Regions from separate parts of the Homo sapiens genome. Here all the other regions are linked to region 1. The links are chromatin contacts, found by Hi-C or POLR2A ChIA-PET in ENCODE. All regions are on one chromosome and are shown on one strand. Each heading gives the region's core, a stretch centred on a gene start or an enhancer-like site at or near the end of the contact. The rest is flanking DNA. Distances are from core to core; before and after follow the strand shown. Region 1 holds the start of CDK16 (cyclin dependent kinase 16). Region 2 holds the start of TSPYL2 (TSPY like 2). Region 3 holds the start of USP9X (ubiquitin specific peptidase 9 X-linked). Region 4 holds the start of DDX3X (DEAD-box helicase 3 X-linked).

Region 1 (3,193 bases), core at 659-3,158:
AACCCTTACTCAGCCCTATTCCGCAGGGACACACAAACACACTGTTCTACCATGGCCTGACCCTCATTAGTGCACACAGGTCTCATTCAGCCCTGACTCCCATTAGCACACACTTCAGCCCTCCCTAGCTGTAATCCACTTTAGCACACCGAGATCATCACACATTCCTGTCCTCTATTGCTCTCTGCTCAGAGATATCTCCACAGATATAATCCTTGTTGGTTCACACTTAGATCCCTTCATGAAAGCCCTGATCCCCCTTATTACACACTAGATCCCCTCCGCAGCCCTACCCCCGAGTAGCACCCCCTGGAACCTCAACATACTCTGGTCCTCCGCGGACACAAGGGCACAATCTTCACAAGGTTCTGATGCTTATTAGCATATTCCAGACTTCACACAGCTGACTCTCGAAATGGCACACATTGAAGTGCCTCTATGTCTCTAAACCCACATTAGCAACCACCAGTACTTCTATTACCCTGCTCCTTCCTAGTGTGCCCTCGAGACTCACATTCCCTGTGTCCATGGACACACTCACACCTCACATCACCTTTACCCTTCGTCCACTAAGCCTCTGACAGTGCTAAGACACTTCCCCACCACTCCTTCCTGGGCCCAGACAGACACGCAATTCTCATCTCCTTTAGGCCAGGCTCAGGTATTCCACAGTCCTTCCTCCGTTAGATACCCTCAGGTCCTTCCTCCACTCTGCCCTCATTAGCATATACTGGGTCCCAAACTACCTAGACCTTCGAGGCCACAGGCATACACCCTCTACAGCCATGACCCCCACTGGCGCACACACCACACTCGAGTCCTTCAGCTACCTGCCCTCCACAAGCACACACTGCATTCTCACACACTGCAGGCCCCACGGACAGACACGCAGTATTAACACCATCCAGGGCCTCATCGCCACGCACCAGGCCTCAGAGCCCTGACCCCACCAACACACGTTCTGGTACCTGTGCCACCCTGTCCCCCATGAACACACACCGGGCCTCTCTGCGGACATAATCCCTATGAGCATGTCTTAGAACTTCCTCGACACCCTACCCCCCGTTATACACCCTCGGGTCCCTCACCCGCTCCGCACCCCGCCCTCCTTCCACAAGCACACACGGGGCCTTGAACCTTACACGACTTATTGGCGTGAGGCTTACTGCCACATGCTCCGACCCCCATCAGCAACCCCCCCAAGTCTTTCACCCCATTGTCACCCATTTCCACACCCTTTGGTCCTTTGACTCCCCCAGGTCCCCATTAGCACCCACAGCACTACCCAACCCCAGCTCCCAGGACAGGCCCAGGGCGGGGCCAAGGTCAGGGAGGCCCCAAATGACCCCCCGCCCCGGTGCATTCTGGGAAATTCGCCGGGGGTGGGGGCACCTGCCAGCCCCGCAGCCCAGACCCCTGGGCACCGCCCGAGGTGGGTTCTGAAGGAGGAGGGGCAGCCTCCACGCCTCGGGGACGCGCTCACCGGCGGGGGCGCGCGAGCAACCTCAGAGCCGCGGGGCCGGCGCGGCGGCGCCTGGGGCGGCGGCCCGGGATGAGGCCGCGCGACCTCCTTCTCCTCCTGTTCGCCGCAGGCGCCCGTCCCAGTAGTCTTCAGCCATGGTTGCTGGGCCCGGGCCGCCGCCGGCTGAGGAGGAGGAGGCGGCGGCGGCGGCGGTGGCTGAGGCGGAGGCGGCGTCCCGCTCAGCCGGCCATGAGCTTGGCCGCTGCGGGCGATGCCCCCGGACTCGTTGGCGCCGGCTTGAATCCGAGTGCTCACGGCGGCTCGCGGCACAGAGCGGTCTGATCGCGGAGTGGCGGCGGATCCCAGGGCCGAACAGCCAACGGCCCAACCGCCGCGCGCGCCGCGCTCCGCGCATGCGCACGCAGGCGCTCGGAAGGGTGAAGTGGAAAGGAGGGGACTCACCTCGGACTGCATGTACCAAAGGACCCGTCCGCAGCGGGAGGGGACGCGGCCATCGCGAGCCCAGAGGAGGATGCGGCGCCAAGCCGGAGACGGCACCAGGGAGAACTGTGGAGGCTGTTTAGTACTCAGTTCCGATCTTGGCAGAAGTTTGCTAGCGCCTAGGTGAGCAGTGGCCAGTAACCTGGCGCGTCAATCACCACTCGTTCCCCCTACTCGGTCTCACTTGGTACATCCCCATGGTGGCAAACGGGACTTTTGCAAGGAGGAAAAAAGACAAATGAAGCACTCAGTTCTAGTCCCTTGAGGTGCTTGGGGAGGAAGGCATTTTAAAGGTTCGCGAGAAGATGACTTTTCGAGGAGAGGCAGCCTGAAGAGTTATTGGCCTTTACCACCTTAGCTAGGACGGCCTATCCCCGCCCAACTGCCCCCTCCACCGCTACCTCATTCCCGTAGTGAACGTGTGCAGCCCCGCCCTTTGAGGTTGTCGCCCAGCCAATCTGATTTGCTCTCTGTGGCGAGGCCGAGCAAGAATAAAGGGCGTGGCTGACTGAAGAGGCGTGATTTCGCTCTCTACCCGACTCCGCACGCCTCCGCCCAGGTTTCATAGGTTTTCACCGTCGGCGGGGGTGGGGTCTCCTTTTTGTTCTGAGCTCCTCCTTCGCTATAGGCCGAATATTCCGCAAGGTGATTGGTCATAATTGCGCTCAATCGAGTCTCGTCCCGCCTTTAGCCCGCCCTCCATCTCATACAGCGGGCCTCCCGGGGTGGAACCCAGGCTGAGAAAGAAGGAAAGAGGCGGATCCTTAGAGGCGCAGGAGCCGCTACTGCGCATGCTTGGAACTTCGAGCGGGGCGGAGCCTCTTTTCTGCCTCACACGAGTATTTGCATAGGCGCCGTGCGTTGGATTTTCCTGCCACCTCTCTTGCCCGGCACAGCCCCTCCCGTGCCTCCCCTCACTCTGAGGGTTTTTTGTTTTGTTTTGATGTCAGTCAACACAAGTAGAACACTCCGCGGTTTTATTTCCATTTTATTTATTGGGCGCATGTTGTGTGCCAAGTACTACCAGGCCGACCTAATCCTTCACTTCCTTCTGCCTGGAAAACCACACTATCCCCAAGTCCAGCTCAAAGGGCTGCAACCTCCAGCAGGCCTTCTGGCACATCCTTACACTACCCTGTTCCAAGGCAGCCTCCCCGCCTCTTCCGGGCTTCCCTTTATGGCAGCCTTGATCACAGCAGTTAGGATTTTCAGTAAGGTTTACATTAGTGA
Region 2 (3,189 bases), core at 374-2,873, 5.9 Mb before region 1:
ATAATTCTATTAGGATGTTCGACTCATGTTCCTAACATGTTACATGTATGTGTATGTGTCTACTCTCCCCTTTCCTTCATTTAACTCCTTTTTCTCTATACCTAGACACTCCCTCTCTTGATCTTTCAGGGGCTCCAGCCCCCCTCCCTCCAATGCAAGGCACTCCAGCCAGGATTGGGGTCTCCTAGTATCTTAAGCAAAAATCTAGGTTTACAGAGCCTTGTATGGCTCAAGCACCCTTTCTGGGCAGTTTCTCTGCTGTGTGCCATTCCCCTCCCTCTTCAAGGTCTCTGAGTCAGTTCATCTTCTACGTGCCCCTCCCCTCCTCCTTTCACCATCTCTGGTCCAATTTTTTTGCTGTGTGCCCCTTTACTACCCTCCCCCTTTTTATCATCTGTGATCCTTTTTTTAATGCTATGTTCCTCCTCTTCCCCCTTTCCCATCTGTGGTCCAGTTTTTATGTCCGCCCCCCCTCCACCACCCTTCATCATCTCCAGTCCAGCTTCTCTGCTGTTTTGCCCTCCTCCTTCCATCCCTCTTCCACCCAGTCTAGTCCGTCTTCCGATAGGGGGATCATGCCCACCTCTGGCTCTCCTCCACCCGCTTTACCTTTTCTGTCCCTCCCCCACCTTCCCCTTTCCTGTCACGGGCTTCTGACCTACGGAGTATCGATTAGAAGGATACTGCTTTGACCCAGAAGCCTGGGATATGCTGGATGATGAGGTCTCTGCGCTCCAGGAAGGGTCTTCGCATCTGGATGAACTTGCGCTTGAGACGCAGGAAGGCTTTGCCTGCCTTGATGTTCACTGCCTCCAGATCCAGCTGAATATCCTCCAGTGCCTGCAGGATGCTCTCCATCCTCTCGGCATTTCTCTCTCTGCTTTCCCTCTTCACCTTCCTCTGCTTCCTCCTCCGCCGCCGCCGCCGCCTCCTGCTGCTCCTCATACTCTCCCGCTCATCCTCATCCTCATCCTCCACTATGATGATCGCCTCTTCCTTGCTCTTCGGGTCAACTAACCTCTGGGGCGCCCACCCCACTGCGCTACAGGTTTCTAGGGCCCCCTCTCCACCAAAACTGCTCGACTGTACAACCTGAAAATCGATTTCCAGGCTCCCCCCCGAGGCCTCAGGAGTGGGGAGTGCTTCCAGGCTCTCCGTGGGCGGGGGCGCCTCCCCATACCCCGACTCGATGGTAGAATCCCAGCCGGGACACTCAGCACCGAGCGTGAAGTATGCGCGGATCCCCCCCTCCTCGAGAATGACATAGGGAGGCGGCGGGGGCAGCGCGGGGCCCAGTCCCACCCCCCTCATATCGGCCAGCACCTGTGCCGCCTCCGTTTCCTCCTGGAGCCTCGGGCGCTGCTGGGGTGGAGGCAGCGGCAGTCGGAGGAGCGGCGGCGGCGGCGGCGGCGGGGGCGGGTCGCGCTGTGGAGACTCGGAGCTGCTCAGGCGGCGGGTCTTGGCCGGAGGCCCCTCATCTGGGCGGTCCATGGCGACCGCGTTCGTACAGCTCAGGGGACTCGCACTCGCCCCTTCGCTTTTAGCCGCGTCGCTGCCGCTAGTCGCACCGGTAAGCAGAGCTGAGGAGACTCACGCAACCAGCTCTCCTCACCACCTCGCTCTGGCGTTCCCTCCCACAGCGCCCGCTCTACTCCCTCCGCGCCAATCGCCGAAGCCCCGCCCACTCCTGACGCAGGGGTCCGCTCGGCCTGGCCATTGGCTGCCGGCCGCCGCGGCGGCGATCGCGCTCCCGCGACCCCTGCCCGCTCTCACGCAATCCGCTTGCCAACACCACACATCATCAGTTTCCGATTGGCTCCCCTCGGGCCCGCCAATCAACGGGCTGACTCCCTCAGCGACGGGAGGGAAACTGCAGGGCGATTGGCTGCGAGGAAAGCTGGGGAAGAAGCCCCTCTCCCTCACCCTCTCAGCGTTTTATCCAATGGGAAAAGTACCAGTGGTTCTGAAGACCAAAAAACGAGACGAAAAACAAACGCAGGCGCTGAGCAGGATGTGCTCACATGAAATTGGAAGAGCCTCGTTATCGTTCCCCCCGCCCCCCTCCCCTCAGCAACTACGCACTTTTAAAATCTGCCCCTTCCCCCATTTCCTTCAGCTCCTTCCCCCACCCCCGCTTCTGCCCCTTCCCCCATCCCGGGTCCTGCCCCTTCCCCCATCCCAGCTCCTGCCCCTTCTCCCACCCCCGCTTCTGCCCCTTCTCCCATCCCCCACTGCTGCCCCTTTTTCCATCCCCGCTTCTGCCCCTTCCTCCACTCCCCGTTTCTGTCCCTTCCCCCACCCCCCGTTTCTGCCCCTTCCCCCATCCCCCGCTTCGGCCCCTTCCCCCACCCCACCCCCGCTTCTGCCCCTTCACCCCCCGCTTCTGCCCCTTCCTCCCCCGCTTCTGCCCCTTCCCTCACCCCCCCTTCTGCCCCTTCCCGCATTCCCTGCTTCTGACCCCCATCCCCCAACTGTCTCTTCCCTCACCCCCACTTCTGCCCCTTCCCCTATCCCCCAACTTCTGCCCCTTCCTTCACCCCCCAACCCCACTTCTGCCCCTTCCCTCACCCTCCCGCCCTCCGCTTCTGCCCTTCCCCTATCCCCCAACTTCTGCCCCTTCCCTCACACAACCCCTGCCCCCCGCCCCCCCGCTTCTGCCTCTTTTCCTACCTTCCACTTCTGCCCCTTCCCCCACCCCCCACGTTTGCCCCCTGGGTGAACTCTGCTGTAGCTCCTCGGGGGCTCGGGCTGCCCTACCGCCTGCGCCTGCAATTTAGGCACCCAGGGTGTTTGGTTTGGGGGCCAGGTTTTGACGTGGCGTTTTCCATCTCCGCAAAATGGCTCTACAAATAATAATCACACACACAAAAAAGTAACTTCCTCTGCGTCATAAAAATGATTGTGATTCAGCTCATCTGCTAGAATTTTCTAGCACTTTCTGTCTCTTCATTTCTCCCCCTTTCCATCCTTTCCTCTCCCTTTCCCCAGTGTATGCTGTATTTTAAGATTTTTCTTTTTAAACCAGAGATGGATGGTCTTTTGTGAGGCATGGTGGTGGAGGGCTGGCTTTGGTGCTGGGATTCACATCATGGGTGTGCCCCTCATTTTGTAACCTTAACCAAATCACTGCCCCTCTCTGAGCTTCAGTTTTCTCTCCCCTAAATTAGGCATCCCTCAAGAGAGGTGTAG
Region 3 (3,317 bases), core at 812-3,311, 6.1 Mb after region 1:
AAGAATTTGAAGGTATTTGCTGAAACCAAAATGGCAGCCCAGCGAATTAGAAGACGAGCGAGATCTAAAGGAGAGTTTATAGTCTCTATTTTTGAGTTCAAGTGTACTAACCAGCCAAGCTAGTCATGGTTAAGGAGTCCTTACCTAAGGGTAATCAGCTCCGAGAGGGTTAAGTACCTGCTGGAAAGTTTCCTAATCAATGCACCCCAAATCATTCTTCCTCAAAAGTGAAAGTATACAAACGTTAAGTAGATTTAGGGACTCATGGGTTTCCAGGTAAAAGAACAGTACACATACTTCTCTCCCCGAAAAATAAAGCATGAATATTTAATCTATACCTACAACTTGCTTATTTAAACTAAAAGACAATCTGAAGCAATTATATACACCTGTAAACTGCACCGTGTAAATTCAATTAACGTTGTAACTATGGAACTTCCAAAAAATAACATGCTTAATTTAAGCAGGTTCTACTAGAAATTTTGCAAATTCTCGTGTAAGTTCTAGTCGCTACAGAAATCCACACAAATAATTTAAGAAGCCATCTACACACCTGCTGTATAACTCTTTAACTTATTTCACAATGAATGAAAAATCAGCCATTTATCCAACCCTAAGCCTCACGTCACAAGAATCTGAAGACCTGATCACTACCAAACTCGCACATGCTAATATTTGCAGAAACAGTTAAAAATAGAAAGGTAATAGGTCCAAGCTAGCTTGGAAGCGATTTCTGCATTCAAAAACCCCTTTCACGGCTTTGGCCCTCTGCAAATAAAGCGGGGCGAAGGAGGTGTAGGAGGCCGATAACCCAGCTCCCACTCCAGGAGCCCAGGGCCGGGGAGAAACTGCGGGTTATCGCGGGAGGGTGGGGGGAGGCGGACAAGTCGTCAGGCCTGATAGCCAGGCGTAGCCGAGGCCTAGCTCCCCAGCTCCAAATCACTCCACCTCAGTAATGGCGTTTGGTGTCAAGTGGAACCAGACCGGGTAGGAAAGCGGCCGCCGGGCGGGGGGCGGCCAGCCCCCAAACCGACCCGGCCCCCGGGTGCGGACGGCGGGGGGGCTGCCCGCCACGCCCGGAGACTCCATCCTCCTACTCGGCCCCAGACAGGACGGGAAGGGGGAGGAGGGGGAGGGACGGAGCCGTCAGCCATTTTCCCTTACAGTCCAAAACACACAGACACGCTCTCGGGACACCGGCTCCACACACAACACGGGCCCGCGCGCCCGCCCAGCCCGGGCCGGAGGAGGGGGAACGGGGAAGCCCCAGCCTGGCCGGCAGCCGCCGAGGGAAGAGGCTCGCACACACGCACACCCCCCTCGCCCTCCTCCCCTCACCCACATCCAGCTGTTGGCCCCGGGAAAGAGCGTCGCCCCAGTGCAGCTGGCCACTCACCGCACGACACAGACGTCTTCTCACAACCAGGGCACACGGAGGCGGGAGGCACCAGGCGACGGTGGGGCTCGGTCCCGGGACGAGACCTACCCTGGGTGCATCCCAGGCCCGGGGGTGACCGGCAACAAAGTGTATCGAAAGGCTGCGGCGGCCGGGCTCGGGGCTGCGGGCGTCTCAACCAAAAGGCTGCACACCGGCGCCGGAACTCGCTCCTCGCCGCGCCCGCCTCCTCCTCCTCCTTGGCCGGCGACGGCCCTCTTCCCCTTCTCCCCTCAGGCTGGGGCTCTCGCTGAGCTCAGACGGGCTCCGGGCGGTGCGTTTCTCCTGCGTCACCTCCTCCTGCTCCTCCTCCTGCAGCGACGGCTTCACCTTCCCCTAGTCGCCGCCTCTGTCCCCGCTCCAGGCCTGGTGGCTTTGAAGTAGCTCGCTCCTCGCTCCCGGCGCCGACCCAAGCACCGGGCGCTAAGGCGGCCGCCTCCCGTGAGAGAGAGGCGGCGGCGGCGGGCTCCCGCGAGGCCCGGGAGCTGTGTAAGGCGGGGAGGGGCTAGGCGCGACAGAGGCCCTGACGGGGCCGGGTGCGGAGAGGTTGCGGCTCCGGCGGCGGCGGAGACTAGCGTCCGCAGCCGCGGATGCCCGTCCTCGTCAATATGGCGGATCCGGCAAACCAAAAAAAAAAAAACCGCTCGGCCAGTGGCGGCGGCGGTAGCGGCGACGGCGGCAGCAGCGGTGGCGGCGGCGGCGGCGGCGCAGACTCCCACTAGCCCCAGAGCCGCCCAAGACCCGAAGTTCTCCGCCCCCGTCAGGGCCCGCCCCTTTCAGGCCCCTCCTTTCGGCCCTCCCCCTGCTCCTGCCCAGCCCCCTCCCGCTCAGCTGCCCCCTCTTCTCTCCCTCCACCCCGGGCCGTCAAGGCTGGGAGAGCAGCGCGAGCCGCTGAGGGGGCCGGGCTTCGGCGCGAGCCGCCGGGAACCCGGAGAGCTAGGGTGGGGGAGGGGAAGACAATGCGGTAAAGATTGTTCGCGCAGTACTGTTTCTTCCGGCTGGCCCCTTCAGGGTCGTGCTACGGCCAGAAATCCTGTTCCATGCCCCTCGGCTCAGGAGCGGGACGAGGGCAGAGGTGGCTCTAGGACCGAAGTTGGGGAAGGGAGGCCCGAAAAGATCTGGCACACCACTCGGGAGGGGCTGGGCGGCAGGGACTGGCGGGGTGTGTGGCCACGACAGGGTTAATCGCGTGAGCCGCAGCCGCGTCGCTCATAGTTTGACTCGGGCCGCTTGTTTTTGTTCCATTGTGAACCGTAGCCCCGCCGACAAGAACCCGGATGATGACGTCACCGGCCTCCCCCTTTTCCGGGACCGTGGGGGGAGGGGCGCGGAAAGATGAGATCTCGAGACCACGCGCTGGGCGGTCGCCGCCGCGGTGCCTGGAGGTCCCGGCGGTGCAGCTGACCCGCGTCACGTGACGCACGAGCTGGCCGGGCCACTGGCTGCGGGGGCGCGAGGTCCCGAGGGCCTGGCCACCTGCTTGGCGCCGATAGGGGGAAGGTGTGGCTATCTCCCGCAGCGGAAGGAGGGGGCGTGGGGAGTGAGGTCCTTTTCCCCACCCCGCGAGGGAGGTGCTCTGAGAAACTCTTTCACACGATCATGCATCATCACTACCTCAAAGCGTTTAGGCGTCCTCAAAGCGTTTAGGCGTCCTCACAGCCTAGCTGACGGGACTGACCACCTTTTTGGCCATAGGAGCCCTTCAAACAGACCAGCAAAGAAAAAAATTATAAAGTGCCCCAGACGGCTTAGCGAATAGGCCGTACTTGATGTGGCAAGATTAGCCTCCATTGCCAGATCATCAGCACAATTCGGTGTTAGGACCCGGAAGAAACTTATGAACCCATCCGCTGTGTCATGGACTATTTTCTACATGTTTATA
Region 4 (3,145 bases), core at 397-2,896, 5.9 Mb after region 1:
GTGTCTGTTCAATTCAACATGTGTCAGCAATTAGAGGATTTAATATAATTGGTTCATTAACGGGTAGAAAATGCTTCCAAAGGAACAGATCAATTCCTAAAAAATATTACATATGACTACATTAAACTATGTATTCAATTAATTTGTGCCACTAAACTTCGTCTCAGGATTATTCCGGAGTTTGTGAAATCAACGCTCCCCTAATCACAGTAGACAGTAGTTTATTTAAAAGCTCCGCATAACCCACACAAGAGCTTATCTGAAGCCTGGTGCCACTGTTGCGGTGGGATGCAGACTTCCTGCCACCAAAGTCCATAACCTTCTCCTCTCAAATCACACATCTTTCTCTCCTCTGCCCCTAAACCCTTAGAAGAGGGGATTCTGGCTAAGAGAAAAAACCCGGGGGCCTGGGACCCATTGCAAGATTCTACTCCACAGATAGCAACAAGTCAACAACAAAACTGTTTACTTCCCCCCTAAGCCGGGTGTTTTTCCAATGGCGGATTCCTGGATCACAGTCACTAACACGAAGACACTACCACAACCCGCGATGACCCCTCCACCCCAGAAAAACAACGCGGGACTCCCGGCTAACATACCACACAGGGACAATCTGGGGCAAGCAAGGAGGAGAAAGGGCCTCGCTGGCTCCCTAACCTCCCCGCCACGTCCAACCTCTATCTCCAGGGCCCAGCGCGCAGCGGCCAATTCCTGCCTCCCCTCCCCGCCCCCACCCCTCCCCCACTCCTCCCCAATCTTCTGCGTCACAAAACTTTCCACTCCGGAAACGCAGCCTCCCCGGCTGCGGCGCAGGGCCCCCGGACCCTGCGGAACCTGGGCTGAAGCGAAAAAGCCAGCGGAAGGAACCCGGGAAAAAACAAGAAACCCATTCCATCCTCCTTTCCAGGCCTTCGCCCGCCCGAGACCCGCCGTCTCCCGGAGGTGAGCCACAGCGCCGCCCAGCACCACACAAAAGAGGCCGCCGCCATTACCCCGAGCGAAGGCCGCCCCCTCCCACATTCCTGGGCCGCGTTCTACCCCTTGCTCGCAGGCACGCAAACACCGGGTGCCGCCAGGTCCTCCGGACGGGAATCCAGGCTGCGCCAGCCGTGAAGGCCGAAGCCCTCCAAGCCAAAAGGGCCTCCAGTCGCGTCCCGCCGCGCTGCGCACTCCCGCAAACCCCCCCAGGTCACTAATCAGTCGGGATTCGCGCATGCGCGTCCCCGCGAGAGCGCGCGCACTTCCTCCCCCTCCGCCCGCCTGCGCACGCACACACAAAAGCCGCCATTGTGCTCGTCCCGGGGACAATACAGCGGGCCGAGACCGGGCCCGGGCGACAGCCCCAACCAACATTCCTATCCCTCTATAGCCCCGGGGCACTCACACCCGCCAGCCCGGGGCACCCAGAAAATGAAAAGTAAGGGTGCCGGTTAGCGCTGCGCCATTAGCCAGGTTAGGTCAGGGGAGGAATTCACGCAGCAGCCAGCCCGGTGGGGTTCTTGCGGCTCACCTGCTGGTCCAGCCCGAGCGCATTTTCCACTGCCACATGACTCATCCCTGAAGAGTACCGAGAACTCGGAGTCTTCCGCTGCTAAGCGAGTGTTTGTTCCACCGCGAAGGCCCTCTCACGGGAGAACTGCGGCTCTGGAGCGCACCGCGCGGCCACGGATCTAATATACCCGCTGGAAAGCCGGCTACGTCAGCACGTACAACGTGTGCCCTCCCTCTCACACCGCAATTCCCTGTCGCGGCGACTTCTGCCCGGCTACTGCGCGCTCCCTCAGGTCTAAGCTCAAGGGATTTCCTACTTAGTCCTGTCGCCCCTAGCAGTCCTGCCTTGGAGCTTAGGGTGCGAAATGCTGTCCCAGTTCTCTCGAGCTACACTTCCCGTGCTCTCCGCTAAAACCCTAGTCTCAGCCTCGGAGTTCTCGAGATCTCGCGAGAACTTGCGTCTCCCGCTTTCCACCGGCTAAGACGCCTGAAAATGTTAACCTAGGCCTCTTCGCCCCCCTTTCCAACCTTACGCATTCGCTCCCCTTTCCAACTCTATGCACTCAGCTTTCGTTTTTCGTTTTTTTTGTTTTTGTTTTTTTTTTCCTAACACTGGCCTTCACTCTTCTTCCTCTCTCAGTTCCCGGGCTTGGAGATGTGGTGGGATTTCTCCGGTCTAATCTGCCCTCGCTCTTCCGCGGGTAGCCTCCCCTTAGTGGGAGCTAGGCAGATTCCCGAAACTGAGAGGGCGGCAGGCCACGTGACCGTAGGTGTCGCGTGCGGTGGCCATTTTGTGAAGCAGGAAACGGTGGCTTGAATATAGAGTGCTCCGGACGGGGGAGGGGAGGGGAAGAGGAGGAGAGAACAGAGGGAAGGGGAGGAGAGGGAGGGAAAAGAGGGGAGCGGAGTAAGGGGAAAGGAGGAGGGAGGAGGGTAGGATGGTGACCGGGGCGGGAGTCGGGGGGAAATGGAGGGGAGCCGGCGGCGCGCGCAGGTGGCCGGACACCTTCCTGCGCGGTTGCCTAGGCAGCGGGGGCGCCGCCTAGAAACACACAATGGCCCCTCCTGGCCAACCCCCCGACGTGTGCGCGCGCGCCTCCGCCCCCGCCCCCCGCGGTGAGGGAACAATGAGACAGACACGCGCTGATCCGGAACCGCCGCTGGCGCGCCCTCCCGGGACCCCGGCTCTCCGCAGGAATGCGGGCTACATTTGCCCCTAGTTTCCTCCCGCGGGGCGCCCAGCGGCTTAGGGCCGGTGACCACCGGCGTTGCGGGGACCCCGCGGGTGGCGAACGGCTCTTCTAGGGCCCAAGGGTGTCGGGAATGTTTGTAGCCGGTGCAACCTGGGCCTGCCGGAGGGGCTGCAGCGGGGTTACCGGCCTGGGCTCGGGGTGACTCTCAGGCCGCTGCGGTGGATGAGGAACAGGAGGAACCGGGTTTCTACCGTCGGTGGAACCTCTTCCTGTGGTTCCCTCCTAGGCAGGCCACCCCAAGTCCCGGCTTCGGTGCCGCAGGCCCTTAAATAGAAGAAGGTGTTTACTAGTGGATTCCCGGCTTTGAGCCGGCGCCCGCACATCCGTAGTTTCTTATGACCGCTTTCCCCTCTCTTCTGACCCTCAGCCCTACGAAATTAAATAAAACGCAGTGGTTTCCA

What was found. A loop is a pair of places that touch in the nucleus more often than their neighbours do. ChIA-PET counts read pairs that join two places held with the same protein, here RNA polymerase II (POLR2A). Pooled maps may share reads with other maps.
Region 2: a loop to region 1 is called in a pooled map, with 16 times the contacts of the local background. The contact joins the promoter of TSPYL2 here to the promoter of CDK16 in region 1. A Hi-C loop is called at or near these places in 1 of 37 single-sample maps with no recorded cell type and 9 of 50 pooled maps. POLR2A ChIA-PET finds 5 or more read pairs at or near these places in 1 of 52 experiments (CD4-positive, alpha-beta memory T cell).
Region 3: a map of gastrocnemius medialis shows a loop between it and region 1 (13-fold over the local background). The contact joins the promoter of USP9X here to the promoter of CDK16 in region 1. A Hi-C loop is called at or near these places in 2 of 168 maps with a recorded cell type or tissue (gastrocnemius medialis and naive thymus-derived CD4-positive, alpha-beta T cell), 2 of 37 single-sample maps with no recorded cell type and 9 of 50 pooled maps.
Region 4: a map of mammary epithelial cell shows a loop between it and region 1 (17-fold over the local background). The contact joins the promoter of DDX3X here to the promoter of CDK16 in region 1. A Hi-C loop is called at or near these places in 3 of 168 maps with a recorded cell type or tissue (ascending aorta, gastrocnemius medialis and mammary epithelial cell), 2 of 37 single-sample maps with no recorded cell type and 12 of 50 pooled maps.

The regions. Positions count from the first base shown.
Region 1 is chrX:47,217,396-47,220,588 of GRCh38, reverse strand. It overlaps CDK16 (cyclin dependent kinase 16), which reads right to left and starts at 1,908. Exons shown (of 16, transcript NM_006201.5): 1 at 1,484-1,908. It overlaps LOC105373194 (a long non-coding RNA gene), which reads left to right and starts at 1,939. Exons shown (of 3, transcript XR_949047.4): 1 at 1,939-2,086. RefSeq lists silencers at 1,395-1,464, 1,475-1,584, 1,605-1,764, 2,465-2,574 and enhancers at 1,182-1,821, 1,965-2,034, 2,155-2,274.
Region 2 is chrX:53,080,801-53,083,989 of GRCh38, reverse strand. TSPYL2 (TSPY like 2) reads right to left here and starts at 1,623. Exons shown (of 7, transcript NM_022117.4): 1 at 685-1,623. The coding sequence starts at 1,491. RefSeq lists silencers at 1,249-1,298, 1,329-1,378, 1,649-1,758.
Region 3 is chrX:41,084,189-41,087,505 of GRCh38, reverse strand. It overlaps USP9X (ubiquitin specific peptidase 9 X-linked), which reads right to left and starts at 2,061. Exons shown (of 45, transcript NM_001039591.3): 1 at 1,397-2,061. RefSeq lists silencers at 867-1,326, 2,027-2,406, 2,837-2,906 and enhancers at 1,451-1,988, 2,527-3,066, 2,816-3,110.
Region 4 is chrX:41,332,663-41,335,807 of GRCh38, reverse strand. It overlaps DDX3X (DEAD-box helicase 3 X-linked), which reads right to left and starts at 1,646. Exons shown (of 17, transcript NM_001356.5): 1 at 1,511-1,646. The coding sequence starts at 1,555. RefSeq lists an enhancer at 2,016-2,245 and a silencer at 2,336-2,825.